Linked DNA regions of Homo sapiens: regions 2, 3, 4 and 5 are each linked to region 1. A link is a contact called in ENCODE Hi-C data. All regions are on one chromosome and are shown on one strand. Each heading gives the region's core, a stretch centred on a gene start or an enhancer-like site at or near the end of the contact. The rest is flanking DNA. Distances are from core to core; before and after follow the strand shown.

Region 1 (5,735 bases), core at 826-3,325:
CCACTGCACTCCAGCCTGGGCGACAGAGCGAGACTCTGTCTCAAAAAAAACCACCACTTCTATCTTCTAGAACATTGTCACGACCCCAAAAGGAGACTCCAGACCCATTAAAGACCCGTCCTTCCTCTTCCCCAGCCTGTGGCAACCACTCATCCACTTTCTGTCTCTGTGGATTTGCCTGTATCTGGACATAGGGAATAAATGGAATCATACAGACACTATGTATCTTTTTGTATCTGGCCTCTCTCAGGAAGCATGATGTCCTCAGCATTCACCCACATTGCCACCTGTGGCAGAGCCTCGTTCCTTTTCATGGCTGTGTAATATTCCACCGTGTGGCTGGACCACATTATATTTCTCCATTCATCTATAGATGGGTATGAGGACTCTCTCCACCTCTTGGCTAGTGTGAATAAAGCTGCTTATTCCTTTTCATGGCTGTGTAATATTCCACCGTGTGGCTGGACCACATTATATTTCTCCATTCATCTATAGATGGGGTATGAGGGCTGTCTCCACCTCTTGGCTATTGTGAATAAAGCTGCTTGTTCCTTTTCATGGCTGTGTAATATTCCACTGTGTGGATGGACATTATATTTTTCCATTCATCTATAGATGGGTATGAGGGCTGTCTCCACCTCTTGGCTATTGTGAATAAAGCTGCTTGTTCCTTTTCATGGCTGTGTAATATTCCACTGTGTGGATGGACATTATATTTCTCCCTTCATCTATAGATGGGGGTATGAGGGCTGTCTCCACCTCTTGGCTATTGTGAATAAAGCTGCTTGTTCCTTTTCATGGCTGTATAATATTCCACTGTGTGTCTGGACCACATTATATTTCTCCATTCATCTATAGATGGGTACGAGGGCTGTCTCCACCTCTTGGCTATTGTGAATAAAGCTGCTTGTTCCTTTTCATGGCTGTATAATATTCCACTGTGTGGCTGGACCACATTATATTTCTCCATTCATCTATAGATGGGTATGAGGGCTGTCTCCACCTCTTGGCTATTGTGAATAAAGCTGCTTGTTCCTTTTCATGGCTGTGTAATATTCCACTGTGTGGCTGGACCACATTATATTTATCCATTCGTCTATAGATGGGTATGAGGGCTGTCTCCACCTCTTGGCTATTGTGAATAAAGCTGCTTGTTCCTTTTCATGGCTGTGTAATATTCCACCGTGTGGCTGGACCACATTATATTTATCCATTCGTCTATAGATGGGTATGAGGGCTGTCTCCACCTCTTGGCTATTGTGAATAAAGCTGCTTGTTCCTTTTCATGGCTGCGTAATATTCCACTGTGTGGATGGACATTATATTTTTCCATTCATCTATAGATGGGTACGAGGGCTGTCTCCACCTCTTGGCTACTGTGAATAAAGCTGCTAGGAGGGACCTGAGGTTTCACCAGCCATCTGGAACATTCTGAGTCCCGCCAGCCTTTGAAAACCACTGAGAAACACTACAAGCAGGCTGGGGTCCCAGCCCCAAAAGCGGCTCCCCGGCTGGCAGTCAGCTCGCCCTGGGCGTGAGCTCATTGACTAACTGAACCAGCGCTTTCTAATAAACAGAGAACTCTAGCCATGTGTAGGTGTGTACATTTTCTAGCAAGCACACAGAAAAAGCAGAAAGCACTGTCAAATTACTCCTAATGCTATCACCTTTATAAACCCAAGGCATCTAACATGCTATGATGGCTTCAGCGTCCGATCCACTTACAAAAGGGTGAATGAGATCGCAAACATACTTCTCTGGTACCGGGTCATTCTATGTGTGGTGTGGTGCCCACACGGACAGCAGGTCTCAGCAGAAACCTGTTACATGCCAATGCCCCGTGTCTGCCAGCTTGGATTTGGGAACCCACAGTCCACCGCCTCCCCTGCCTGCCCTCTTTTTCCCTCATCCCACCCTGGAGGGGGGACCTTACCTTAAATGGAGATCAAAGTACTGTGTGGAAGAAACAGCCTTCGTGGTTCCAGTTGAGAAGATCTGGGGTGTCCTGATCCTAGGATGTTTCTGATATCTTCCCGTGTGCGCTGAAAGCAGCTTTCCCCGAAGAGAAACCGAAGGTTGTACTCCCCGATTGAGCTGTTTTATAACCTCCAGCTGGGGCCCCACCCCTGAAACTCAGACCCAATAAGGATCTGGCAGTGGGGAGGGGTGGGGGCTGTCAGAGACCCCCTTCTCTCCCACGGGCTGGGATCCTGGGGTCAGCAGCTTCGTAACCATGAACCTGACTTTCCTTGAAAGAAAGACTCTTTCTTTGAAAATTATCATGTTCCCGTTCTCATTTTTTTTTTTTTCTGCAAGTGTTTCTGTTTGCTATAATTAGAATTCTTGCTGGCTATACAGGCAGGGTTGGGCAACTTCCTGACATAGTAAATTCAGCCTTGGAGGCGTGAACGCTGGTGTCCAGGGGCTCCTGCCTGTGTTTCCTCCCTGTCTCGTGGGAAACAGCACCCAGACAGGGAGGTGGCCCCCGGTCTCAGATGACAGATCTTATTAAAGATATGTTAGTGGCCGGGTGCGGTGGCTCACGCCTGTCATCCCAGCACTTTGGGAGGCCGAGGCGGGCAGATCACTTGAGGTCAAGAGATTGAGACCAGCCTGGCCAACATGGTGAAACCCCGTCTCTATTAAAAATACAAAAATTAGCCCAGCGTGGTGGTGAGCACCTGTAATCCCAGCTACTCGGGAGGCTGAGACAGGAGAATCGCTTGAACCTGGGAGGCGGAGGAGGTTACAGTGAACCGAGATCGCGCCACTGCACTCCAGCCTGGGCGACAGAGCAAGACTCGGTCTCAAAAAAAAAAAAAAGATATCTTAGTGGTCAGGGGTGGTGGCTCACACCTGTCATCCCAGCACTTTGGGAGGCCGATGAGGGCGGATCACCTGAGGTCAGGAGTTTGAGACCATCTGGCCAACATGGTGGAAGCCCGTCTCTAGTAAAAATTTAAAAATTAGCCAGGCGTGGTGGCAGGTGCCTGTAATCCCAGCTTCTCTGGAGGCTGAGGCAGGAGAATAGTTTGAACCTGGGAGAGAGGTTACAGTGAGCCAGGATGGCGCCAGTGCCCTCCAGCCTGGGTGATAGAGCAAGACTCCGTCTCAAAAAAAAAAAAAAAAAGATATCTTAGTGGTCAGGTGCGGTGGTTCACACCTGTCATCCCAGCACTTTGGGAGGCCGAGGAGGGTGGATCACCCTGAGGTCAGGAGTTCGAGACCATTCTGACCAACATGGTGAAACCCCGTCTCTAGTAAAAAGAAAAAAGTTAGCCAGGCGTGGTGGTGGGTGCCTATAATCCCAGCTTCTCCGGAGGCTGAGGCAGGAGAATCATTTGAACCTGGGAGGCGGAGGTTACAGTGAGCCAGGATGGCGCCACTGCACTCCAGCCTGGGAAATAGAACGAGACTCCGTCTCAAAAAAAAAAAAAAAAATCTTAGTGGTCAGGCGCGGTGGCTCGCACCTGTCATCCCAGCACTTTGGGAGGCTGAGGCGGGTAGATCACCTGAGGGCAGGAGTTCAAGATCAGCCTGGACAACATGGTGAAACCCCGTCTCTAGTAAAAATTTAAAAATTAGCCAGGCGTGGTGGCAGGTGCCTGTAATCCCAGCTTCTCCCAAGGCTGAGGCAGGAGAATCACTTAAACCCGGCAGGCGGAGGTCACAGTGAGCCGAGATCACACCACTGCACTCCAGCCTGGTGACAAGAGCAAACTCTGTCTCAACAGAAAACAAACAAACAAAAACCCTTAGTAAAGTCCAGCCCTGAATGGGGCACTCACCAACCTGTCCCGGGCTTCTCTTTCCAACGCTGAAATCTGTTATTTCTGTTTACTCAGCACGCGCACTCCCAGACAGCCCTTCCCTTCCCTCTGAATGTATCAACTCTTCTCTGGTTCTCGGCACCCTTCCCAAATTCCACCCCAACCTCAGCCCTTCCCCAGAGCCTCCACCTTGCAGCCCGGCTCCTGTTTTTTTTTTTTTTTTTCTTTGAGACGGAGTCTCGCTTTGCTTGCTCTGTCATCCAGGCTGGAGTGCAATGGTGCGATCTCGGCTCCCTGCAACCTCTGCCCCAGGTTCAAGCGATTCTCCTGCCTCGGCCTCCCAAGTAGCTGGGATTACGGGCACCTGCCACCACGCCCGGCTAATTTTTAAATTTTTACTAGAGACGGGGTTTCACCATGTTGGCCAGATGGTCTCGAACTCCTGACCTCAGGTGATCCACCCTCGTTGGCCTCCCAAAGTGGTGGGATGACAGGCGTGAGCCACCGCACCTGACCACTAAGATATCTTTTTTTTTTTTTTTTTTTTTTTTTTCTGAGATGGAGTCTTGCTCTATCACCCAGGCTGGAGTGCAGTGGCGCGATCTCAGCTCTCCGCAACCTGAGCCTCCCAGGTTCAAGCGATTCTCCTGCCTCAGCCTCCCGAGTAGCTGGGATGACAGGTGCCCGTCACCACACCCAGAAAAGGAAGTTTGAAATGATGGGGTTGTAAATGTGATGTCAACTCATGGCTAACCGCTTCCTTATTTTTTTTTAACTGGATATATTTAACGTACAAACAAGATGTTTTGATACAGAATTAACTCTTAGGCAATGTGCAGGTTACAGACACTGCCACCTCGTGCACTCAAAAATCCAAATACAGGGCGGGGCCCAGTGGCTCACGCCTGTAATCCCAGCTCTGTGGGAGGCCAAGGTGGGTGCATCACCTGAGGTCAGGGGTTCAAGACCAGCCTGACCAACATGGCGAAACTCCATTTCTACTAAAAATACAAAAATGACCCAGGCACGGTGGTACATGCCTGTCATCCCAGCTACTCAGGAGGCTGAGGCAGCAGAATCGCTTGAACCCAGGAGGTGGAGGTTGCAGTGAGCTGAAATCACGCCACTGCACTCCAGCCTGGGCAACAGAGTGAGACTCCATCTGAAAAAAAAAAAAAAATCCAAGTGTGACTTTTAACTCCCCCAAACCGTAACAACTAACAGCCTAGTGTTAACCAGAAGCCTTACTGATAACATAAACAGTTGATTCATACATATTTGTTATGCTCTGTGTATGCTATACTGCATTCTTGCAATTAACTAGGCTACAGAAAAGAATGGTATTAAGAAAACCATGGCGGCAGGCCGGGCGCGGTGCCTCACACCTGTCATCCCAGCACTTTGGGAGGCCGAGGCGGGCAGATCACAATGTCAGGAGTTCAAGACCAGCCTGACCAACATGCTGAAACCCTGCCTCTACTAAAAATTCAAAAATTAGCTGGTTGTGGTGGCACATGCCTGTAATCCCAGCTACTCGGGAGGCTGAGGCAGGAGAATCGCTTGAACCCGGGAGGCGGAGGTTGCAGTGAGCCGAGGTCGCGCCACTGCACTCCAACCTGGGCAACAGAGCAAGAATCCGTCTCAAAAAAAAAAAAAATACAAAAAGTAGCTGGGCATGGTGGCAGGCACCTGTAATACCAGCTACTGAGGAGAATAAGGCAGGAGAACTTCTTGAACCTGGGAGGTGGAGGTTGCAGTGAGCTGAGATTGTGCCACTGCATTCCAGCCTGGGCGACAGAACAAGACTCCATCTCAAAAAAAAAAAAAAATTAATACAAACACCCTGGCATGCTTGGGTCAGTTTTTTTTCCTTGGTAACATCTTACAAAATGAGGGTTGCAATGTTGCAACCTGGAGATTGATACAATCTTACTTGGGTGTTCCCAGTATTACTAAGCATTCAGT
Region 2 (5,735 bases), core at 811-3,310, 120 kb after region 1:
AAGACAGATGAACTATGAAGTCTCTGGATGTCCAGCCCAGCTTGGGTGCAGAGTATATCACAGAACACTGACCACACAACTGCACACTCATCCACGAGTCTCATCATTTAGCAGAGAGCAAGAATTCCGGGCTTAGAAAGTTAGCATGTCATATTTTTTTTTTTTTTTTGAGACAGAGTCTCGCTCTGTCAACAAGGCTGGAGTGCAATGGTGTGACCTTGGCTCGCTGCAACCTCTGCCTCCTGGGTTCAAGCGATTCTCCCCGTCTCAGCCTCCTGAGTAGCTGGGATTACAGGTGCGTGCCACCACGCCTGGCTAATTTTTGTATTTTTTTTTTTAGTAGAGACAGGGTTTCGCCATGTTGGCCAGGCTGCTCTGTGATATGCTTTCAAGCAAAGCTCAGGCCAGGTGCGGTGGCTAACGCCTATAATCCCAGCACTTTGGGAGGTCGAGGCGGGTGGATCACCTGAGTCCAGGAGTTTGAGACCAGCCTGGTCAACATGGTGAAACCCCGTCTCTATGAAAAATACAAAAATCAGCAGGGTGGGTGGCATGCATCTGTAATCCCGGCTACTAGGGAGGTTGAGGCAAGAGGATTGCTTGAGCCAAGCTGTTTGAGGCTGTGGTGAGTCCTGATTGCACCACAACACTCCTGCGTGGGTACCAGACGAACACCTTGTCTCAAAGAATAGGAAAGAAAAGCTGGGCACGGTGGCTCACGCCTATAATCCCAGCACTTTGAGAGGCTGAAGCGGGCCGATCACTTGAAGTCAGGAGTTTGAGACCAGCCTGGCCAACATGGTGAAACCCCATCTCTACTAAAAATATAAAAATTAGCCAGGCGTGGTGGTGGGCGCCTGTAATCCCAGCTACTCAGGAGGCTGAGGCAGGAGAATCGCTTGAACCCGGGAGGAGGAGGTTGCAGTGAGCCAAGATCGTGCCACTGCACTCCAGCCTGGGTGACAGAGAGTGAGACTCCAGCTCAAAAAAAAAGAAAGGAAAAGCAAGAGAAAGGAAGGGGAGGTGGGGAGGGGGAGGGGAGGAGAGGGGAGGGGGAGGGGAGGAGACGGAAGGGGGAGGGAGAGGGGAGGGAGGAGGGGGTGGGGGGAGGGGGGAGGGGAAGGGAGGGGAGGGGATGTACACATCTACGTATCCATCTATGCATGCATCCATCCACCCATCCACCTATGTATCTGTTCATCCATTTATCCATCCATCCACCCACCTATCCACACATCCTTTCATCCACTTATCCATCCATCCATATACCATCCATGGAGGGGAGGGGAGGGGATAGGTGGAGGGGGTGGGGGAAGGGAGGGGGACAAAAGATGAGGGGATGGGAGGGGGATGGGAAGGGAGGGGGTGGGGTGGGGGGGAAGGGGAAGGGAGGGGAAGGGAAAGGAAGGGAAGGGAGGGGAGGGAAGGGGGAGGGGAGGGAAGGGGGAGGGGAGGGGGAGGGGAGGTGGGGAGGAGGAGGGGAGGGGAGGAAAGGGAAGGGGGAGGGGGAGGGGAGGGAGGAGGGGGTGGGGGAGAGGCAGAAGGGAAGGGAGGGGAGGGGAGGGGATGGAGGGGAGGGGAGAGGGGAGGGGGAGGGGAAGTGAAAGGAAGGGAAGGGAGGGGAGGGGAGGGGGAAGGGGAGGGGAGAGGGGGAAGGGGAGGGGAGAGGGGAGGGGAGGGGAAGGGAAAGGAAGGAAAGAGAGGGGAGGGGAAGGGGGAGGGGAGGGGAGTGGGGAGGGAATGGAGGGGAGGGGAGGGGAGGGGGAGGGAGGGAAGGGAATGGAGGGGAGGGGGAGGAGATGGGGGAGGGGGAGGGAAGGGGAGGGCTCAGCTCAGCAGTGTGCGTGGCAGTCCTGATCCTGGATTGATTGTGTGTGTGTGTGTGTGTGTGTGTGTGTGTGTTCTTGACAAGTGTATCTTTGAAAATCAACTGTCACTGTGCTTCCTGCCTGTAATCATTTCCCTAGTTTCCTTTCTGACTTTTTAAAATCGATGGTGACCTCTGCTTATGAGTCATGAGTGATCTGTTCGTTGTAGGTCCCTGAGGACCTCACTCTCCACTCCTGTTTCAGGCATGGGGCGGCTGGTTCTGCTGTGGGGAGCTGCCGTCTTTCTGCTGGGAGGCTGGATGGCTTTGGGGCAAGGAGGAGCAGGTAATTATTTAAACACCCTCTTCTTGTTGTATTTTGGTTTGTGGTTTGCTTTGCAACCAGGCACTCTTTATTTTGTAAAACTTAAACAATGAGCATGGAGGTTTCTTTCTTCTTTTCTTTTTTTTTTTTTTTTTTTTCCGGGTTCAAGCAATTCTCCTGCCTCAGCTTCTCAAGTAGCTGGGACAAAACATATTTATAAGTAAATACATGAATATTAAGTATACTTATTGCTCCCGGAATATCCACTGCTTATATGAGCTTTCGGTGGCCAGAACTAGGAACTGTATGTGTGCGTGTGTGTGTCTATCTATTGATTGATTGATTGGTAGATATATTCATTTTTAATCTATCCATCAATGTATCTCATCTATCTTTTCCCATTAATCACCCATCCATCCACTATCCATCCATCTATTATTCATTGATCCATCCACTAATATATCCATCCACCCATCTATCAAACGATTCATCCACTCATACATTCACCCACCCATCAACCCACCCAGCCATCCGTCCACCCAACCTTTCATTCACTCATCCATCCATCCACCATCCACCCAGCTGTTATCTATCCATCCTCCCATCCACCCATCTATCATCCATCCATCCATCCATCCACCCATCCACCCATCCATCCACCAATACATCCATCCATCCATCCACCCATCCACCCATCCATCTACCAATACATCCATCCATCCATGCATTCACCCACACTTTTATCCACTTATCCATCCATCCATCCATCCACCCATCCATCCACCAATACATCCATCTATCCATGCATTCACCCACACTTTTATCCACTTATCCATCCATCCATCCATCCATCCACCCATCCACCCATCCATCCACCAATACATCCATCCATCCATGCATTCACCCACACTTTTATCCACTTATCCATCCATCCATCCATCCACCCATCCATCCACCAATACATCCATCTATCCATGCATTCACCCACACTTTTATCCACTTATCCATCCATCCATCCATCCACCCATCCATCCACCAATACATCCATCTATCCATGCATTCACCCACACTTTTATCCACTTATCCATCCATCCATCCATCCATCCACCCATCCACCCATCCATCCACCAATACATCCATCTATCCATGCATTCACCCACACTTTTATCCACTTATCCATCCATCCATCCATCCATCCATCCATCCATCCATCCATCCACCCATCCACCCATCCACCCACCAATACATCCATCTATCCATGCATTCACCCACACTTTTATCCACTTATCCATCCATCCATCCATCCATCCATCCATCCACCCATCCATCCACCCACCCACCCATCCATGTACACATCTACGTATCCATCTATCCATGCATCCATCCATCCATCCATCCATCCATCCATTCACCTATGTATCTGTTCATCCATTTATTTATCCACTGACTCACTCATCCACCCACCCATCCTTTCATCCACTTATCCATCTATCCATCCATCCACCAACACATCCATCCACCCACCCATCAAACCATCCATCCACCTATGCATTCACCCACACTTTCATCCACTCATCCATCCATCCATCCACCCATCCATGTACACATCTATGTATCCATCTATCCATGCATCCATCCACCCATCCACCCATTCACCTGTGTATCTGTTCATCCATTTATTCATCCATCCACTCACCCATCCACCCACCCATCCACTTGTCTTCCACCTATACACCCACCTGTCCATTGATTCATCCATCTACCTACCCATCCCTATCTATCTGTGTCTGTCTGTCTAACTATTTCTATCATCATCTATATAATTCTATCTATCTAACATTACCATTTATCTATCTATCTGTATCTATCTATCCTCCAGATACCTCCACTTAGAACCCAACATGACAAGGTTCACTGTACCCCATCTTTCCAAACCTGTAACTGACTTCTTTGACAGTGAGAGACTTGGCCGGGCGCTGTGGCTCATGCCTGTAATCCCAGCACTTTGGGAGGCCGAGGTGGGCGGATCACAAGGTCAGGAGATGGAGACCATCCTGGCTAACACGGTGAAACCCCGTCTGTACTAATACAAAAAATCAGCCGGGCATGGTGGCAGGTGCCTGTAGTCCCAGCTACTTGGGAGGCTGAGGCAGGAGAATGGCATGAACCCGGGAGGCAAAGCTTGCAGTGAGCCGGGATCGCACCACTGCACTCCAGCGTGGGCGACAGAGCGAGACTCTGTCTCAAAATAAAAAAAAGAGACTTGGCTTTCATTATGCAAAATATCATTACATGTTTGCTCAATTCTAAAATATTTCCATTGTCCCTGTTCGGAATTACAAACCCAGACCTCTTGAAACATCAAACCTACTGAAGTCTATGCAACCTTCCTAGCAAACGTAGAAAGTCTTCTTTACGGTTGGCCCATTTCTTTTCTTTTCTTTTCTTTTCTTTTCTTTTCTTTTTTTTTTTTGATAGGGAGTCTTGCTGTGTCACCCAGGCTGGAGTGCAGTGACACGATCTCGGTTCACTACAACCTCTGCCTCCTGAGTTCAAGCCATTCTCCTGCCTCAGCCTCCCAGGTAGCTGGGATTACAGGTACCCACCACCATGTCCAGCTCATTTTTTTGTGTTTTTAGTAGAGACGGGGTTTCACCATGTTGGCCAGGCTGGTCTCGAACTCCTGACCTCGGGTGATCCACCCGCCTCGGCCTCCCAGTGTTAAGATTACAGACGTGAGCCGCTGCACCTGGCCAGTCCATTTCTGAAGTTGGTGTGTGTGGTGTTTTGAGAAAGACAGTAAGGTGGATCGATGGGGACAGTTTCCGATGCCACCTTAGGTATCCACAGGGGATGTGTTGTTGGATACATGATTGATCTATACAGATACATCTGTGCATGGCACTAGTGGGTGAACTTACCTTTTGCAAAAACAAAAACAAAAGCAGCCGGGCGCGGTGGCTCACGCCTGCAATCTCAGCACTTTAGGTGGATGAGGCGGGCGGATCACGAGGTCAGGAGATCGAGACCATCCTGGCTAACACAGTGAAACCCCATCTCTACTAAAAGTACAAAAAATTATCCAGGCATGGTGGCGGGCACCTGTAGCCCCAGCTACTCGGGAGGCTGAGGCAGGAGAATGGCGTGAACCCGGGAGGCGGAGCTTGCAGTGAGCCGAGATTGCGCCACTGCAGTCCAGCCTGGGTGACAGAGTGAGAGTCTGTCTCACACAATACACTACACTACACTACACTACACTACACTACACTACACTACACTACAATACAATGCAATACAATGCAATACAATACGTCAGGCGCGGTGGCTCACGCCTGTAATCCCAGTACTTTGGGAGGCCGAGGCGGGTGGATCATGAGGTCAGGAGATCGAGACCATCCTGGCTAACACGGTGAAACCCCGTCTCTACTAAAAATACAAAAAATTAGCCAGGTGTGGTGACAGGTGCCTGTAATCCCGGCTACTCGGGAGGCTGAGGCAGGGGAATCGCTTGAACCCGGGAGGCGGAGGTTGCAGTGAGCCGAGATCGTGCCATTGTACTCCAGCCTGGGCAACAGAGTGAGACTCTGTCTCAAAAAGAAAAAT
Region 3 (5,735 bases), core at 1,253-3,752, 120 kb before region 1:
TCTGGGCTCCAGAGCTGTAATACAATTAAGTTTTGCTGTTTTAAGCCCCAGGGTTTTGAGTGACAGTTACCAGCAACCCCCACTGTAGGTCACTAAACCCTCCAGCTTTGCCTGTACCCGTGTAGGAAGAGGCAGCCTTCACTTCATCTTCTATAGAGAATTACTGTAATTTCCTTTGCTATTTTTCTTTATGTTTAATATCTCACCCGCAGCTGGGCCCGGTGGCTCACACCTGTAATCCCAGCACTTTGGGAGGCTGAGTCGGGTGGATCACCTGAGGTCAGGACTTCGAGACCAGCCTGGCCAACACAGCGAAACCCCATCTCTATTAAAAGTACAAAAATTAGCTCGATGTGATGGCAGGTGCCTGTAATCCTAGCTACTCAGGAGGCTGAGGCAGGAGAATCGCTTGAACCTGGGAGGCGGAGGTTGCAGTGAGCCGAGATTGCACCATTGCACTCCAGCCTGGGCGACACAGTGAGACTCGGTCTCAAAAAACAAAGAAAGAAACAAACAGAAAAGAAAGAAACAAACAAACAAAAACCTTCACCTGCATGGAGTTTATGTTATATGCAGTACAGTTTATAAACTTATGATTCCTTCTATCGCTTCAAAACGAAGAAAGTTACTTCTCCAAAATTCTGAAATGTGAATCTATGTGCTTTTTAAAATTTTTTTTCAAAAACTCACAATATTGAAAATCAGACATCACATGGTTTAGATGCTTTTTTCCTCTCTTTTATTTGGCTCTTCTGTGACTTCTCTGACTACAGTTTTTCGTTTTCTCCGTAATGTGTTGGACACCCTCGGATGTCATTCCACAGTTAACAAAATTAACTGTAGGATTCCATTTTCTGCATCTACACATCACTGGCATAGGCTCTGGGTATATTATTATTTTTGACATTTTATTTTAAAATCTTTTGAGTCACAAAGGCTGGGGAAACAGTGCCCGGAGTCTCCACGCCACGCTGGGTTTATGTGGAGCAGGTGCGGCTGGGCTCTGGGGTTTAAGAAAAATCCTCGCACAGCTCACGCGCGCCCCCTGCAGCCTGCGGCGCGCAAGGGACCCGCTGCCCTGGAGGTGGGCTCCGTTTAGGGAGGGAAGGCACAGCCGGGCGTCCCCCACCTCACAGCGCCCGCCCTGGTCCCATCCCTGCGCCCCCAGCACCGCGCCCCCAGGGGGTCCCCACGCCGCGCCCATCACCACGCCCGCGCGGATCCCCAGTGTCCACGCCCCTCCCACAAGGACCCCCACCTTCTCCACGCCCCTCCCACCAGGCACGCGGGGACCCCCCCCCCACCCATCTCCCCGCCCTTCCCACCCGGCCCGCGGGGACCCCCATATCCATACCCCTCCGAGCATTCTCGCGGGGACCCTCATCTCCAAACCCCTCCCACCATCCCCGCGGGGATCCCCATCTCCACGCCCCTCCCACCAGGCCCGTGGACACCCCCATCTCCACGCCCCTCCCACCAGGCCCGTGGACACCCCCATCTCCACGCCCCTCCCACCAGGCCCGTGGACACCCCCATCTCCACGCCCCTCCCACCAGGCCCGTGGACACCCCCATCTCCACGCCCCTCCCACCAGGCCCGTGGACACCCCCATCTCCACGCCCCTCCCACCAGGCCCGTGGACACCCCCATCTCCACTCCCCTCCCACCAGGCACGAGGACATCCCCATCCCCACGCCACTCGCACCGGGTCCGCGGGGAACCCCCTATCTCTACCTTCCCCGACGCGGCTCCCACAAGACCCCCATCTCTGCGCCGGGCCCCTCCACGTGCGGGTAAGAACCCCCCACCCCCACAACTGCCCACAACCGCAGCTGCGGAAACCCAGCATTTCCACTCCCCACGCCGCGCCTGCAAGGAACCCCAAGTATCCACGCCAGCCTTTCCTCCCCGGGACCCCGCAGCTGCCTGCGCCATTGCAGGTCTTGGCGCCGCAGGCGGGGTGGGGAGGGGCGGGGCGAGCGCCGGGGGCGGGGACGGGGCCCGGGAGGCGGAGCTGGGGGCGGTGCTTCACCAAGCGGCCGGGGCGGTGCCCGGGGGGGAGGCGGGCGGGGGTGTGGCCTGGGCGTGGCCTCACGGGGAGCTCAATGGCGGCGTGGCATGGGCGTGGCCTGGCGGAGAGGGCAAGGAGGTGTGGCCTGGGCGTGGCCTGGCGGAGCGGTCAATGGCGGCGTGACATGGGCGTGGCCTGGCGGAGAGGGCAATGGAGGTGTGGCCTGGGCGTGGCCTGACGGAGAGGGCAATGGAGGCGTGGTCTGGGCGTGGTCTCAGGGGAGATCAATGGGGCGTGACATGGGCGTGGCCTGGTGGAGAGGGCAATGGAGGTGTGGCCTGGGCGAGGCCTGACGGAGTGTTCAATGGAGGCGTGGCCTGGGCGCGGTCTCGCGGGGAGGCCACTGAAGGCGCGGACTGGGCGTGGCCTCGCGGAGGCGGGCGGGGGCGTGGCCTCGCGGAGGCGGGACTCTGGCCGCCTGTTTTTTTTGCAGCCGCGCTGCGCGCACCGCGGGCTCCGGGCTCAGAAGTGCGGACGCCCGGCTCCCGGCGTGGACGCCATGGTGCTGTGCCCGGTGATTGGGAAGCTGCTGCACAAGCGCGTGGTGCTGGCCAGCGCCTCCCCACGCCGTCAGGAGATCCTCAGCAACGCGGTACGGCCTGGGCCTGGGCGGGGCAGGGGACCGGGGACGGAGGGGCTGAACCCCGGAGGGCCCAGCGACTCAGGAACTCTAGGGATAGGGATGGGAGAGTGACCCGAGACCCTTAGGGATGGGGGAGGGGAGAGTGTCCCGGGACCTCCAGGGATAGGGTTGGGGAGAGTGACCCGGAACCTCTAGGGATGGGGGAGGGGAGAGTAACCCGGAACCCCCTAGGCATGGGGGTGGGGAGTGACCTGGGTCCCCATAGGGATGGGGGAGGGGATCGTAACCCGGGACCCCTAGGAATGGGGAGGGTAGAGTGACCCAGGACCGCTAGGGATGGGGACAGCAGAGTGACCCCGGAGCCCCATGGATGGGGATGAGGAGAGTAACCCGGGACCCCCAGGCATGGGGATGGGGAGAGTAACCCGGGACCTCCAGGGTTGGGGATGGGGAGAGTAAGCCGAGACCCCCCCTAGGGATGGGGGTGGGGGAGTAACCCGGGACCCCTAGGGATGGGGGAGAGGAGAGTAACCCGGGACCCCCAGGCATGGGGATGGGGAGAGTAAGCCGAGACCCCCAGGAATGGGGTTGGGGAGAATAACCCGGGACCCCTAGGGATGGGGTTGGGGAGAGTGACCCAGGACCCCCTAGGGATGGGGGAGGGGAGAGTAACCCGGGACCCCCCTAGGGGTGGGGGAGGGGAGAGAAACCCGGGACACCTTAGGGATGGGGTTGGAGAGAGTAACCTGTAACCTGGGACCCCCTAGCGATGGGGGTGGGGAGAGTAACCCAGGACGCCCTAGGCATGTGGTTGGGGAGAGTGACCCGGGACCCCCTAGGGATGGGGAGGGAGGAGTGACCCAGGACCGCTAGGGATGGGGACAGCAGAGTGACCCCGGAGCCCCATGGATGGGGATGGGGAGAGTAACCCGGGACCCCCAGGCATGGGGATGGGGAGAGTAACCCGGGACCTCCAGGGTTGGGGATAGGGAGAGTAAGCCGAGACCCCCCTAGGGATGGGGGTGGGGAGAGTAACCCGGGACCCCTAGGGATGGGGGAGAGGAGAGTAACCCGGGACCCCTAGGAATGGGGAGGTCAAGTGACCCGGGACCCCCCTAGGGATGGGGGTGGGGAGAGTGACCCGAAACCCCTAGGCATGGGGTTGCAGGGAGTGACCCAGAACCCCCTAGGAATGGGGATGGGAGAGTAACCTGGGACCCCCTAGGGATGGGGGAGGGGAGAGTAAGCCGGGATCCCCCTAGGGATGGGGGTAGGGAGAGTAACCCGGGACCCAAAAGGATGAGGGAGGGGAGAGTGACCTGGAACCCCTAGGCATGGGGTTGGGGAGAGTGACCCAGGACCCCCTAGGGATGGGGGAGGGAAGGGTGACCCGGGACCCCCAAGGAATGGGGAGGGGAGAGTGACCCAGGACCACCTAGGGATGGGGAAGGGGAGAGTAACCCAGGACCCCCTAGGGATGGGGGTGGGGAGAGTAACCCAGGACGCCCTAGGCATGGGGTTGGGGAGAGTGACCTGGGACCCCCTTAGGGATGGGGAGGGAGGAGTGTCCCAGGACCCCCTAGGGATGGGGAGGGAGGAGTGTCCCAGGACCCCCTAGGAATGGGGAGGGGAGAGTGATCCAGGACCGCCTAGGGATGGGGGAGGGGAGAGTGATCCGGAATCCCTAGGTATGGGGGAGGGGAGAGTGACCCAGGACCCCCTAGGAATGGAGAAAGCAGAGTGACCCGGGACCCCTAGGGATGGGGGAGGGGAGAATAACCCAGGACCCCTAGGGATGGGGGAGGGGAGAGTGAGCCAGGACCCCCTAGGAATGGGGAGGGCAGAGTGACCCGGGACCCATAGGGATGGGGGAGGGCAGAGTGACCCGGGACCCCTAGGGATGGGGGAGGGGAGAGTGATCCAGTACCGCCTAGGGATGTGGGTGGGGAAAGTAACCTGGGACCCCTAGGGTTGGGGGAGGGGAGAGTAACCCGGGAACCCTAGGGATGGGGGAGGGGAGAGTAACCCAGAACCCCTAGGGATGGGGTTGGGGAGTGTGACCCGGAACCCCCTAGGGATGGGGGAGGGGAGAGTGACCCAGAACCCCTAGGGATGGGGGAGGGGAGAGTGACCCAGAACCCCTAGGGATGGGGGAGGGGAGAGTGACCCAGAGCCCCTAGGGATGGGGGAGGGGAGAGTGACCCAGGATGCCCTAGTGATGGGGGAGGGGAGTGTGATCCAGGACCTCCTAGGGATAAGGGAGGGGAGAGTAATCCAAGACCCCTAGGAATGGGGGAGGGGAGAGTAACCCGGGACCCCCTAGGGGTGGGGGAGGGGAGTGACCTGGGACCCCTAGGGATTGGGGAGGTGAGTGACTCAGGACTTCTAGGGATGGAGTGGGCCCTGTGACTGATGGTTGGACTTTGTAGCTGGGGTATGGGAAGTGTTTCCTGGTGCCCCCATGAGGATCTTATTCCGGGTGGTAGGACGCCTAGGTAGTGGGTGTCTGCCTCTCTCTGGAGCCCTAATCACATGGAGGAGACGGTCTAGTGATGAAGGGATAGTTACTTGTGATGGGGGGTAGTTACTGGTGACAGGCGGATAGTTATAGGTGATGTGGGATAGTTACTGGTAATGGGGTGATAGTTACTGGTGATGGGATAGTTACTGGTGATGGGGGCATAGTTACTGGTGATGGAAGGATAGTTACTGGTGATGGGGGATAGTTACTGGTGATGGGAGATAGTTACTGGTGATGGGGCGTAGTTACCGGTGATGAGGGATAGTTACTGGTGATGATGGGGCATATTTACTGGTGGTGGGGGTTAGTTACTGGTGATGGTGGGATAGTTACTGGGTTTGATGATGGGGCATAGTTATTGGTGATGGGGGTAGTTACTGGTGATGTGGGGATAGTTACTGGTGATGGGAGGATAGTTACTGTTGATGGGAGATAGTTACTGGTGATGGGGGGATAGTTACTGGTGATGATGGGGCATAGTTACTGGTGATGGGGGATAGTTACTGGTGATGGTGGATAGTTACTGGTGATGGGGGGTAGTTACTGGGTTTGATGATGGG
Region 4 (5,735 bases), core at 2,054-4,553, 87 kb after region 1:
GTCTCCTTCACCTCCCTTTTCTCAGGGGCAGGGATGGGTACCAGGAGGGGGGGTGGTATGAGGTAAAGCTCAGAGACAGACTTTAGATGGTGGGTTGGGCGAGGTGGCTCACACCTATAATCCCAGCACTTTGGGAGGCCGAACAGGGGCATTTAATAAATCTACACATGGGCCGTGCGCAGTGGCTCACACCTGTAATCCCAGCAGTCTGGGAGGCCGAGGCAGGCAGATCACTTGAGGTCAGGAGTTCGAGAGCAGCCTGGTCATCATGGTGAAACCCCATCTCTAACAAAAATACAAAAAAAATAGCTGGGTGTGGTGGCAGTTGGCTGTAATCCCAGCTACTCGGGAGGCTGAGGCAGGAGAATCGATTGAACCTGGGAGGTGGCCGTTGCAGTGAGCTGAGATCATGCCATTGCACTCCAGCCTGGGCAACAAGAGTGAAATTCTATCTCAAAAAATAAATAAAATAAAATAAAAATAATAAATTCACAAGTCGTGATTTTCCTGGAAAATGTTGATGCTGTTGGGAAGGAGAGAAGTCTGAGGACTCAGATAAGCCTGTTCTGCCTCTGAAGCAGCTCGGCGTTGTAATAAGTAAAGGCACCAGTGGGAAAAGTCTCAGGGTGTTGTCTGCTGAAGCAGACTCAATGAGTTTTCCTGTGTGGGGTGGTGGGAAGGTTGGCAGGTAGACCACAAGGCAAATTAAGATAAGCTGGTGACTCCGGCCTTTGGAACAAAGAAATGGAAAACTACAGCCCCAGGCCGGGAGTGGTGGCTCAAGCCTGTAATCCCAGCACTTTGTTTATCATTATTATTTTGAGAGGGAGTCTTCCTCTGTCACCAGGCCTGAGTGCAGGTGGCGCGACCTCTGCTCACTGCAATCTCTGCCTCCCGGGTTCACGCCATTCTCTTGCCTCAGCCTCCTGAGTAGCTGGGATTACTGGCGTGCATCACCATGCCTGGCCAATTTTTGTATTTTTAGTAGAGACGGGGTTTCACCATGTTGGCCAGGATGGTCTCGAACTCCTGACCTCGTGATCCACCCGCCTCGGCCTCCCAAAATGCTGGGACTACAGGCGTGATCCACCACACCCGGCATCTATCTATGTGTCTGTCTATCTATCTATCTATCTATCTATCTATCTATCTATCTATCATCTATCACTTATCTATCCTATCAATTATCTACCCTATCATCTATCAATTATCTATCATCTGTCTACCTATCACCTACCATCTATCATATCTATAATGATTACTTATTATATCAATTAATCTTCTATTACATCTATTATTTGTCTATGCTCTCTTTGTATCTACTCTCTCTATATATCTATATGGATAGATATCTATGTATATCTATATGGATATATCTATGTGGATATATCTGTGGATATATCTATATGGATATATCTATGTGGATATACCCATATGGGTATATCTATGTGGATATACCCATATGGGTATATCTATGTGGATATACCCATATGGGTATATCTATGTGGATATACCCATATGGGTATATCTATGTGGATATACCCATATGGGTATATCTATGTGGATATACCCATATGGGTATATCTATGTGGATATATCCATATGGGTATATCTATGTGGACATATCTATATGGATATATCTATATGGATAGATATCATAATCATTTATTATATCTATCATCTCAGTTTTATCTATCTATATGTCTATCTATCATCTATCTACCTATCACCTATCATATCTATAATGATCACTCATTATATCAATCGATCTTCTATTCCATTTATTATCTATGTCCCTCTATCTTTGTATCTACTCTCTCTAGATATCTATCTAGATATCTGTCTATATAGATATCTACCTAGATATCACCTATCATAATCATTTATTATATCTATCATCTAAGTTTTATCTATCTATATGTTTATCATCTATCACCTACTATCTATCGTATCTATAATGATCACTTATATCAATTAATCTTCTATTCCATCTATTATCTATGTCTCTCTTTGTATCTACTCTCTCTATATCTATATAGATATCTATCTATATAGATATGTATCACCTATCATAATCATTTATTGTATCTATCATCTAAGTTTTATCTATCTATATGTCTACCATCTGTCTATCACCTACCATCTATCATATTGATAATGATCACTTATTATATCAATCGATCTTCTATTCCATCTATTATTTATGTGTCTTTCTATTTACTCCCTCTATATATCTATATAGATATCTATGTATCTATCACCTATCATAATCATTTGTTATATCTATCATCTAAGTTTTATCTATCTATTGATCTATCTATCATCTGTCTACCTATCACCTATCATCTATCATATCTGTAATGATCACTCATTATATCGGTCCATCTTCTCTTCCATCTATTATCTGTCTATCTGTCTATCTATCTTTCTATCTACTCCATCTATCTATCTATCTATCTATCTATCTATCTATCTATCTATCTATCTAGCTATCTATCTAGCTATCATCTATCTATGTATCATCTATCTATAACAGTGGTTCACAGGCCAGGGAGAATTCTACCCCCAGGGGAAACTTGGCAATGTCTAGAGACAATCACAAGAGAATGACAATCTGTGGACACCCTTGGTGTCAGTCCTGGGAAGTTTGCTCCTGGCCCCCGGTGTGTGGATCCCAGGACGGCTGCTCAACACCCACCAGTGCCCAGGACAGCCCCACCACAGAGAATCCTCCCGCTCCCAATGTCAGCAGTGCCGAGGTTGAGAATGCCCCATCCTGCATGTTGGGGACAATATCAGTTTGCTTTTCCCTTTTCTTTTTTTTCTTGAGATGGAGTCTCGCTCTGTCATCCAAGCTGGAGGGCAGTGGTGCGATCTCGGCTCACTGCAACTTCCGCCTCCCGGGTTCAAGCGATTCTCCTGCCTCAGCCTCCTCAGTAGCTGGGATTACAGGCACCCACCGCCATGCCCGGCTAATTTTTGTATTTTTAGTAGAGAAGGGGTTTCACTGTGTTGGCCAGGCTGGTCTCGAACTCATGACCTCGTGATCAGCCCACCTCAGCCTTAAAGTGCTGGGATGACAGGAGTGAGCCACCGTGCCAGCCTCAGTTTGTTTTTCTGCTGATACTGGCTCACTTTCCCTGTGGCCACACATTCTTCTGTCCACAGACCATCCCTCCAGCCACAGAAGGGAGGAGGGTGTGACCCCAACCCCTTATCTAGCAACAGAAGGAGCTGTGGTAGGGCAGCTCCTCAGAAGCCGGAAATCTGCAAGCTCTCGGGGGAGGGTGGAGCCCAGCGCGTTGTAACATCTCTTTTTCCCCGAAGAGGAAGCACAGACTATCAGGCCTGTTTCCAAATCTCAACTTCCTGACCCGGCTTACCTTCAGGCTTTAACAAGCTCCCAGCCTCCTCCTAGCTGGCTCTGGCTAAAGCTGGAGTCCAGGAACCTCAAATAGCCTAGAGGCTCTCTCCAGGGCTTGAGTAGCACCAGGAAGGGCCACGTGGTCTGCGCTGGACAGAGACCTTCCTGGGGTGCAACGTGACACTTCCTGCCCCAGAGGCAGCTCCAGCAGAAACAGCTGCAGGCATCCCCAGCAATCCTCATCCCAAGCTCCTTCCACAGCTCACAGCGTCCGTGATGCGGGATCAACACAACCTGCTGGCTATATTTGAGGCTTGCCAGATAGCCTGGCTCCTGCATTCTTGCCTCGGGATTCCCGTTGTGATCTGCTTTTTCCAGTCCTTTCTGGGACCCCTTTCATTGCTGACAGCCGCTGGGGGCTGAACCGGCCAGGGCTGAATCTGCAGACGTGTCCAAGGCGCGTCCCAGAGCAAGGGCTTGGTGGGGGGGGGGGTCAGGGACCCGGGGCCTGTCGTTTAATGAGCTCTCACGGACACTTTAAGCCCATTTATGCCGGAGGTTGCAAGTTTTTTTGGTGTAAAAAACCAGATCTTGGCGATGACCTTCAGCCTTCAGACAAGCTTAGCGTTCCAATAATGGAACGCTAGGCATACACGGGTTCCTCATGAGCTCTCCCCCCAGGAAAACCCGAAGGCTCAGGGGCGGCCTTTCTGCAGCTGAGGACACGCAGAGGCAGAAGACGGGAGACGCGCCTCGATCGCGGCCCCAAAGTATATACGTTGAGTTCCAAACGCCTCTGGTCTCCGGGAATGACGCCTCGTTTGGAATTAAGGCCCTTGCAGATGTAATTAGTTAAAAGAAAGGCGCCGGGGCCCAGCCGTTAATTCAGTACCGCCCGCGTGGAAATCCGAGCCTGGCTGCGCCTTTGGAATTCCAGGGGTGGGGGAGGGATTCCAGGGGTGGGGGAGGGATTCCTTTAACCCTTTCTTCTCCGGATCGCTAGTAACGAATCAAGCACCCAGGACAGTGAACCCTGCCAGAAACAAGAAGCAGAAAAGTGACAGCTGTGACTAACCCTGGAATCCCTCCCCTCCACCTCCACAAGAAAAGTCCGGGGTTTTCCGGCACCCCTCAACTCAAGGGGTGGGTAGTACAGGCTGTCTCCTCTCCTCTCCTCTCGTCTCCTCTCCTCTCCCCTCCTCTCGTCTAGTCTCCCCTCCCCTCCCCTCCCCTCCCCCCTCAACTCTACGAGTGGGTAATACAGGCTGTCCTCTTCTCTTTTCTTTTCTTCTCCCCCCTCCATTCCCCTCCCCTCCCCTCTCCTCCTCTCCCCTCCATTCCCCTCCCCTCCCTTTCCCCCTCAAGTCAACGGGTGGGTAGTACAGGCTCTTGTCCTCTCTTCTCCTCTCTTCTCTTCTCCCCTCCCCTCCCCTCCCCTCCCCTCCCCTATCCTCCCCTCCCCTATCCTCCCCTCCCCTATCCTCCCCTCCCCTCCCCTATCCTCCCCTCCCCTATCTTCCCCTCCCCTATCCTCCCCTCCCCTATCCTCCCCTCCCCTCCCCTCCTCTCCCCTCCTCTCCCCTCCCCTCTCCTCTCTTCTCTTCTCTTCACCCCTCAACTCAACGGGTGGGTAGTACAGGCTGTCTCTTCTCTTCTCTCTCTTTCTTTTTCTTTCTTTCTCTTTCTTTCTTTTCCTTCTTTCTTTCTCTCTCTCTCTCCCTCCCTCCCTCTCTCTCTCTCTCTCTCTCTCTCCTTCCTTCCTTCCTTCCTCCGTCCCTCCCTCCCTTCTTTCTTTCTTGAGATTCTTTTCTTTTCTTTTTTGAGATAGAGTTTTGCTCCTGTTGCCCAGGCTGGAGTACAATGGCGCGATCTCGGCTCACGGCAACCTCCGTCTCCCAGGTTCAAGCGATTCTCCTGCCTCAGCCTCCCGAGTAGCTGGGATTACAGGTGTGCACCACCACGCCCAGCTAATTTTTTGTATTTTTAGTAGAGACGGGGTTTCTCCATGTTGGCCAGGCTGGTCTCGAACTCCTGATCTCTGGTGATCCACCCACCTCAGCCTCCCAAAGTGCTGGGATTACAGGCGTGAGCCACCGCGCCTGGCTCGAATAATTTCTTGCACGACATCCAAGAACCCTCTGTTGAGGTCTGCATTGGGACCCCTTACACTGTGGGTTTTTTTTTTTTTTTTTTTGATGGAGTCTCGCTTTGTTGCTCAGGCTGGAGTGCAGTGGCGCGATCTTGGCTCGCTGCATCCTCTGCTTCCTGAGTTCAATCGATTCTCCTGTCTCAGCCTCCCGAGTAGCTGGGATTACAGGCACCCGCCACCACCCCCGGCTAATTTTTTGTATTTTTAGTACAGACGGGGTTT
Region 5 (5,735 bases), core at 1,665-4,164, 68 kb after region 1:
CTGGCCAACATGGTGAAACACCATCCCTACTAAAAATACAAAAATTAGCCGGGCATGGTAGCACACACCTGTAATCCCAGCTACCCAGGAGGCTGAGGCAGGAGAATCACTTGAACCCGGGAGGCGGAGGTTACAGTGAGCCGAGATCGCACCACTGCACTCCAGCCTGGGCAACAGAGCAAGATACTGTCTCCAAAAAAATAAATAAATAAATTCAAAAATTAGCTGGGCATGGTGGCACGTGCCTGTAATCCTAGCTACTCAGGAGGCTAATGCAGGAGAATTGCTTGAACCCGGGAGGTGGAGGTTGCAGTGAGCGGAGATTGCACCACTGCACTCCAGCCTGGGCGACAGAGCAAGACGCTGTCTCCAAAAAAAAAAAAAAAAAAAAAAAATACAAAAATTAGCCGGGCGTGGTGGCAGGTGCCTGTAATCCCAGCTACTCAGGAGGCTGAGGCAGGAGAATTGCTTGAACCCAGGAGGCGGAGGTTGCGGTGAGCAGAGATCGCGCCACTGCCCTCCAGCCTGGGCGACAGCACGAGACTCTGTCTCAACAAAAAGAGTGAAATGTGATTTAGCACACCTATAAAACGCGCAACAAGCTGTCCAAATCCAGACTCTTAGTACCCCAATCTGGGTGGTAACTTAAGATGCTTCATTTCTGTCTTTTTTAAAATTTGTAATAATTTAATCTTTTTTTTATACACGAGGGATGGGGGAATCTTACGATGTTGCCCCGGGCTGGTCTGGAATTGCTGTGGCCTCAAGCAATCCTCTGTCACCTCAGCCTTCCAAAATATTGGGATTACAGGCGCCCGCCACCACGCCCCGGCTAATTTTGGGTATTTTTAGTAGAGATGGGGTTTCACCCTGTTGGCCAGGCTGGTCTCGAACTCCTGACCTCAGGTGATCCGCCCACCTCAGCCTCCCAAAGTCCTGGGATTACACCACGCCCAGCTTAGAGGGACTCCATCTAGAATAGGGGCTGGGAACAGGGAGGCTGGGACAGGCTGGGCAGCATTCCCTGGAGGTCAGCCATTCCTGACGCAAGATATGTGAACAGATCAATACTGTTTACTAAACAGACCGAGGACTGAACAGACACAGAAACCTCCTGATGTGTTGATATCTTCAGAACAAAAGCTTTCATAGTGTGAGAATCCGTTTTGCTTTAAAAATGATAATATTGGGCCAGGCGCGGTGGCCCACACCTGTCATCCCACCACTTTGGGAGGCTGGGGCAGGAAGATAGATTGAGTCTAGGAGTTCAAGACCAGCCCGGGAAACACAGTGAAACCCTCGTCCCTACAAAAATACAAATATTTGCCAGGAATGGTGGCATTTGCCTTTGACCCAGCTACTCGGGAGGCCGAGATGGGAGGATTGCTTGAGCCCAGGAATTCAAGACAGCAGTCAGCTGTGATTGCACCACTGCCCTCCAGCCTGGATGACACAGCCAGATGATCTCAAAATAATAATAATAAAAAATATATAATATGTATATATACAATATTGATTACTGCAAAAGATAGTCATGACAAAGATGAATCCTTTATCAGTCACCCTTGTAGTGGAGCATCTCTCCCCACGACTTTTTTCTTTTAGTTATCTTTTTTTGGGGACAGAGTTTTGCTCTTGTTGCCCAGGCTGGAGTGCAACGGTGCAATCTGGGCTCACTGCAACCTCCGCCTCCCGGGTTCAAGCGATTCTCCTGCCTCAGCCTCCCAAGTAGCTGGGATTACAGGCACACACTGCCACACCTAGCTAATTTTTTCTATTTTTAATAAAGGTGTGGTTTTGCCATGTTGGCCAAGCTGATCTCGAACTCCTGAGCTCAGGTGATCCGCCCGCCTCAGCCTCCAAAAGTGTTGGGATTACAGGCATGAGCCACCGTGCCCGGCCCCCCTTTACTATCTTAATAAGCTTGCTTTCAGTTTGCAATGTGAACTTGCCTCCAGTTCTTTCTTGGGCAAGATCCCAGAACCCGTTCTTGAAGTCTGGATCAGGACCCCTTTCTAGTAACTAGTAACACCATCACACTCCCTCCCCCTTTCAGCTCTGCGTTCATCTCTTTTCATCTCTTTTTTTTTCTTTTTCTTTTTTTTGAGACAGAATCTCGTCTTGTTGCCCAGGCTGGAGTGCAGTGGTGCAATCTCAGCTCACTGCAAGCTCCGCCTCCCGGGTTCAAACGATTCTCCTGCCTCAGCCTCCTGAGTAGGTGGGATTACAGGTGCCTGCCACCACCATGCCCGGCTAATTTTGTATTTTTAGTAGAGACGGGGTTTCTCCATGTTGGCCAGGATGGTCTCGAACTGTCGACCTCAGGTGATCCACCCGCCTCAGTCTCCCAAAGTGCTGGGATTACAGGCGTGAGCCACCACGCCCGGCCGCGTTCATCTCTCGAAACGGCTTCCGGATGCCACAGATAGCTGTGAATTCACGTGATAATTCCGTGCTAGATACTACACCCCAACGCCCTGTAGCTTAGCAATGTACAGCCAATCATTAATCAATTGTTTTTTTCTGTAAACCAACGAGAATTCCCAGCAAACAGCTTCACAGAAGCCCCCTCCCTGTCCTCCAACAACACCTCCCTCTTTTTATTTTATTTTATTTTTTTAATTTTGCCTTTAAAAACCTGCATATAACAAAGGCAGAAGACAACTCATATGCAAGGTTCCTTGGCTCTCAGTCTTCTGGGCCGCTGTCCCCACTTCGGCTCGAGCCAACGTTTGAAATCTTATGTTCCAGTTCAGTCTCTTTCTTTTCTATCGACAGACACAGCAGAAACATGTACCCGGGTGACTCGACATGCTCAAAGACCACAGAAGGAAAGAACTTAGCTTACCCCCACGGCATCCGCTTCCTCTCCTTCCACCTGCTTTTCTTCTCTCGGAGACTCCCGCTTCTGAGTAGCTCCCTTCAGAGTTCCTCTGTGTCATCATACACTCCCTGCCCCTCCCTCCCCTGCTTCCTCATTTCATAGGATTGGGAAACCTGTAATTGCTCCGTGAGTTCATTGGCTCCTGACCTCGTCTCCAAAGACTGGCCCGTGGAACAGCTCAAGTGTGAGTCCCACACACATCTACACACACACACCTGCACACACATGTATGTCTGCACACACATCTGCACACACAGACCTGCACACGCACACATTCCCACACGCCCGCACACACGTGCACACACACTCCTGCACACATGCTTGCACGCGTGTGCATGTTTGCACACACACCTGCACACACAGACCTGCACACACACACATCTCCACACACCTGCACACAGTGCGCACGGGCGTACACACAGCTACACACACATCTGCACACACACCTGCACACATATGCATGTCTGCACACACAACTGCACACACAGACCTGCACACACACATCCCCACACACCTGCACACAGTGCACATGGGCATACACACAGCTACACACATATCTGCACACACATCTGCACAAACAAGCACACTGGCACAGTCCTGCACACACACCTGCACACACATACATGTCTGCACACACATCTGCACACACAGACCTGCACACTCACACATCCCCACTTTCCTGCAGGCACATGCATGTCTGCACACACAGACGTGCGCACACATCCCCACACACCTGCACACAGGGCACATGTGTGTACACACAGCTACACACACACATCTGCACACACACCTGCACGTACGTCTGCACAAACAAGCACAATGGCACACACACTTGTCTACACACGCACATCTGCACACACACCTGCACACACATGCATGTTTGCACACACATCTGCACACACAGACCTGCACACACATCCCCACACACCTGCACACAATGCACATGTGCATACACACAACTACACACACATCTGCGCACACACCTGCACACACATGCATGTCTGCACACACAACTGCACACACATCCCCACACACCTGCACACAGTGCACACGGGCGTACACACAGCTACACACACATCTGCACACACATCTGCACAAACAAGCACACTGGCACAGTCCTGCACACACACCTGCACACACATACGTCTGCAAACACATCTGCACACACAGACCTGCACACTCACACATCCCCACTTTCCTGCAGGCACATGCATGTCTGCACACACAGACGTGCGCACACATCCCCACACACCTGCACACAGGGCACATGTGTGTACACACAGCTACACACACACATCTGCACACACACCTGCACGTACGTCTGCACAAACAAGCACAATGGCACACACACACTTGTCTACACACGCACACCTGCACACACACCTGCACACACATGCATGTCTGCACACACAACTGCACACACAGACCTGCACACACACATCCCCACACACCTGCACACAGTGCACATGGGCGTACATAGAACTACACACACACATCTGTACACAAGCACATCTGCACACACACCTGCACACATATCTGTACACACACACACCTGCACACAGTGCACATGTGCATATACACAAGGACACATGCACATCTGCACACACATCTGCAAACACACACCTGCACACACATCTGTACACACACACACCTGCATACACATGCATGTCTGCACACACAGACCTGCACACACACGCATGTCTGCACACACAGACCTGCACACACACATCCTCACACACCTGCACACAGTGCACATGTGCATACACACATCTGCACACACACACATGCACACACACCTACACGCACGTCTGTACACACACCTCCATACACATGCATGTCTGCACACACAGACCTGCACACACACATCCCCACACACCTGCACACAATGCACATGTGCATACACACAACTACACACACATCTGCACACACACCTGCACACACATCTGTACACACACACACACCTGCATACACGTGCATGTCTGCACACACAGACCTGCACACACACATCCCCACACACCTGCACACAGTGCACCTATCCATACACACAACTACACACACATCTGCACACGCCTCTGCACAAGCATATTGGTGTACACACACCTGCACAGACACTTGCACACACACAAATACAGATGCCTTTTGTGCTGTCTACAAAATCATAAGAAACATCACGCAGGCCAGGGGCAGTGGCTCACTAAAAAAAAAAAAATACAAAAATTAGCCAGGCGTGGTGGCGAGTGCCTGTAATCCCAGCTACTCAGGAGGCTGAGGCAGGAGAATCCCTTGAACCCAGGAGATGGAGGTTGCAGTGAGCTGAGATGGTGCCATTGCCCTCCAGCCTGGGCAACAAGAGCAAAACTCCGTCTCAAAAAAAACAACCAAACAGACTGGACATGTGTTACGATACTAACAGTTGGCGCCTAAACAAAGCATAGGGCTTCATGCACATGCAATGGAAAACACCTGGATAGCAACATCAGCAAAGGTGAAAGATGGCTGACCAGGCTGCACCTCTACCGTCTTAGCCTCCCCATTCCTGCAGGAGCTGTCTTAGTCCATTCATGTTGCTGGAAAGGAATACCTGAGGTTGGGTAATTGATAAAGAAGAGATCATTGGCTGGGCGCGGTGGCTCACGCCTGTAATCCCAGCACTTTGGGAGACCGAGGCAGGCGGATCATGAGGTCAAGAGATCAAGACCAGCCTGGCCAACATGGTGAAACCCCATCTCTACTAAAAATACAAAAATTAGCTGGGTGTGGTGGCGTGCACCTGCAGTCCCAGCTACTTGGGAAGCTGAGGCAGGAGAATCAATTGAACCCGGGAGGCGGAGCTTGCAGTGAGCCGAGATGC

The links. A loop is a pair of places that touch in the nucleus more often than their neighbours do. Pooled maps may share reads with other maps.
Region 2: a pooled map shows a loop between it and region 1 (3-fold over the local background). The contact joins the promoter of CRLF2 here to the promoter of IL3RA in region 1. A Hi-C loop is called at or near these places in 4 of 37 single-sample maps with no recorded cell type and 9 of 50 pooled maps.
Region 3: a pooled map shows a loop between it and region 1 (7-fold over the local background). The contact joins the promoter of ASMTL here to the promoter of IL3RA in region 1. A Hi-C loop is called at or near these places in 4 of 168 maps with a recorded cell type or tissue (CD14-positive monocyte, GM12878, endothelial cell of umbilical vein and 1 more), 25 of 37 single-sample maps with no recorded cell type and 17 of 50 pooled maps.
Region 4: a map of naive thymus-derived CD4-positive, alpha-beta T cell shows a loop between it and region 1 (3-fold over the local background). The contact joins the enhancer-like site here to the promoter of IL3RA in region 1. A Hi-C loop is called at or near these places in 8 of 168 maps with a recorded cell type or tissue (CD14-positive monocyte, Caco-2, GM12878 and 4 more), 31 of 37 single-sample maps with no recorded cell type and 20 of 50 pooled maps.
Region 5: a pooled map shows a loop between it and region 1 (1.9-fold over the local background). The contact joins the promoter of CSF2RA here to the promoter of IL3RA in region 1. A Hi-C loop is called at or near these places in 3 of 37 single-sample maps with no recorded cell type and 3 of 50 pooled maps.

Annotation. Positions count from the first base shown.
Region 1 is chrX:1,333,125-1,338,859 of GRCh38, reverse strand. IL3RA (interleukin 3 receptor subunit alpha) reads right to left here and starts at 2,075. Exons shown (of 12, transcript NM_002183.4): 1 at 1,934-2,075. LOC101928032 (a long non-coding RNA gene) reads left to right here. Exons shown (of 8, transcript XR_007068376.1): 8 at 1,344-1,586.
Region 2 is chrX:1,208,974-1,214,708 of GRCh38, reverse strand. It overlaps CRLF2 (cytokine receptor like factor 2), which reads left to right and starts at 2,060. Exons shown (of 8, transcript NM_022148.4): 1 at 2,060-2,153. The coding sequence starts at 2,075.
Region 3 is chrX:1,449,676-1,455,410 of GRCh38, reverse strand. ASMTL (acetylserotonin O-methyltransferase like) reads left to right here and starts at 2,502. Exons shown (of 13, transcript NM_004192.4): 1 at 2,502-2,663. The coding sequence starts at 2,571.
Region 4 is chrX:1,247,264-1,252,998 of GRCh38, reverse strand. No RefSeq gene overlaps it. Among named protein-coding and RNA genes, the nearest start is that of CSF2RA, 19 kb to the left of the region's middle. RefSeq lists enhancers at 3,959-4,468, 3,970-4,486. Within about 2 kb of position 3,303, at least 22 of the 41 ENCODE cell types and tissues checked have a DNase peak (open chromatin) inside an H3K27ac peak, as active enhancers do; they include CD14-positive monocyte, OCI-LY7 and PC-9, where a contact is called at or near this core.
Region 5 is chrX:1,265,993-1,271,727 of GRCh38, reverse strand. CSF2RA (colony stimulating factor 2 receptor subunit alpha) reads right to left here and starts at 2,914. Exons shown (of 13, transcript NM_172245.4): 1 at 2,849-2,914.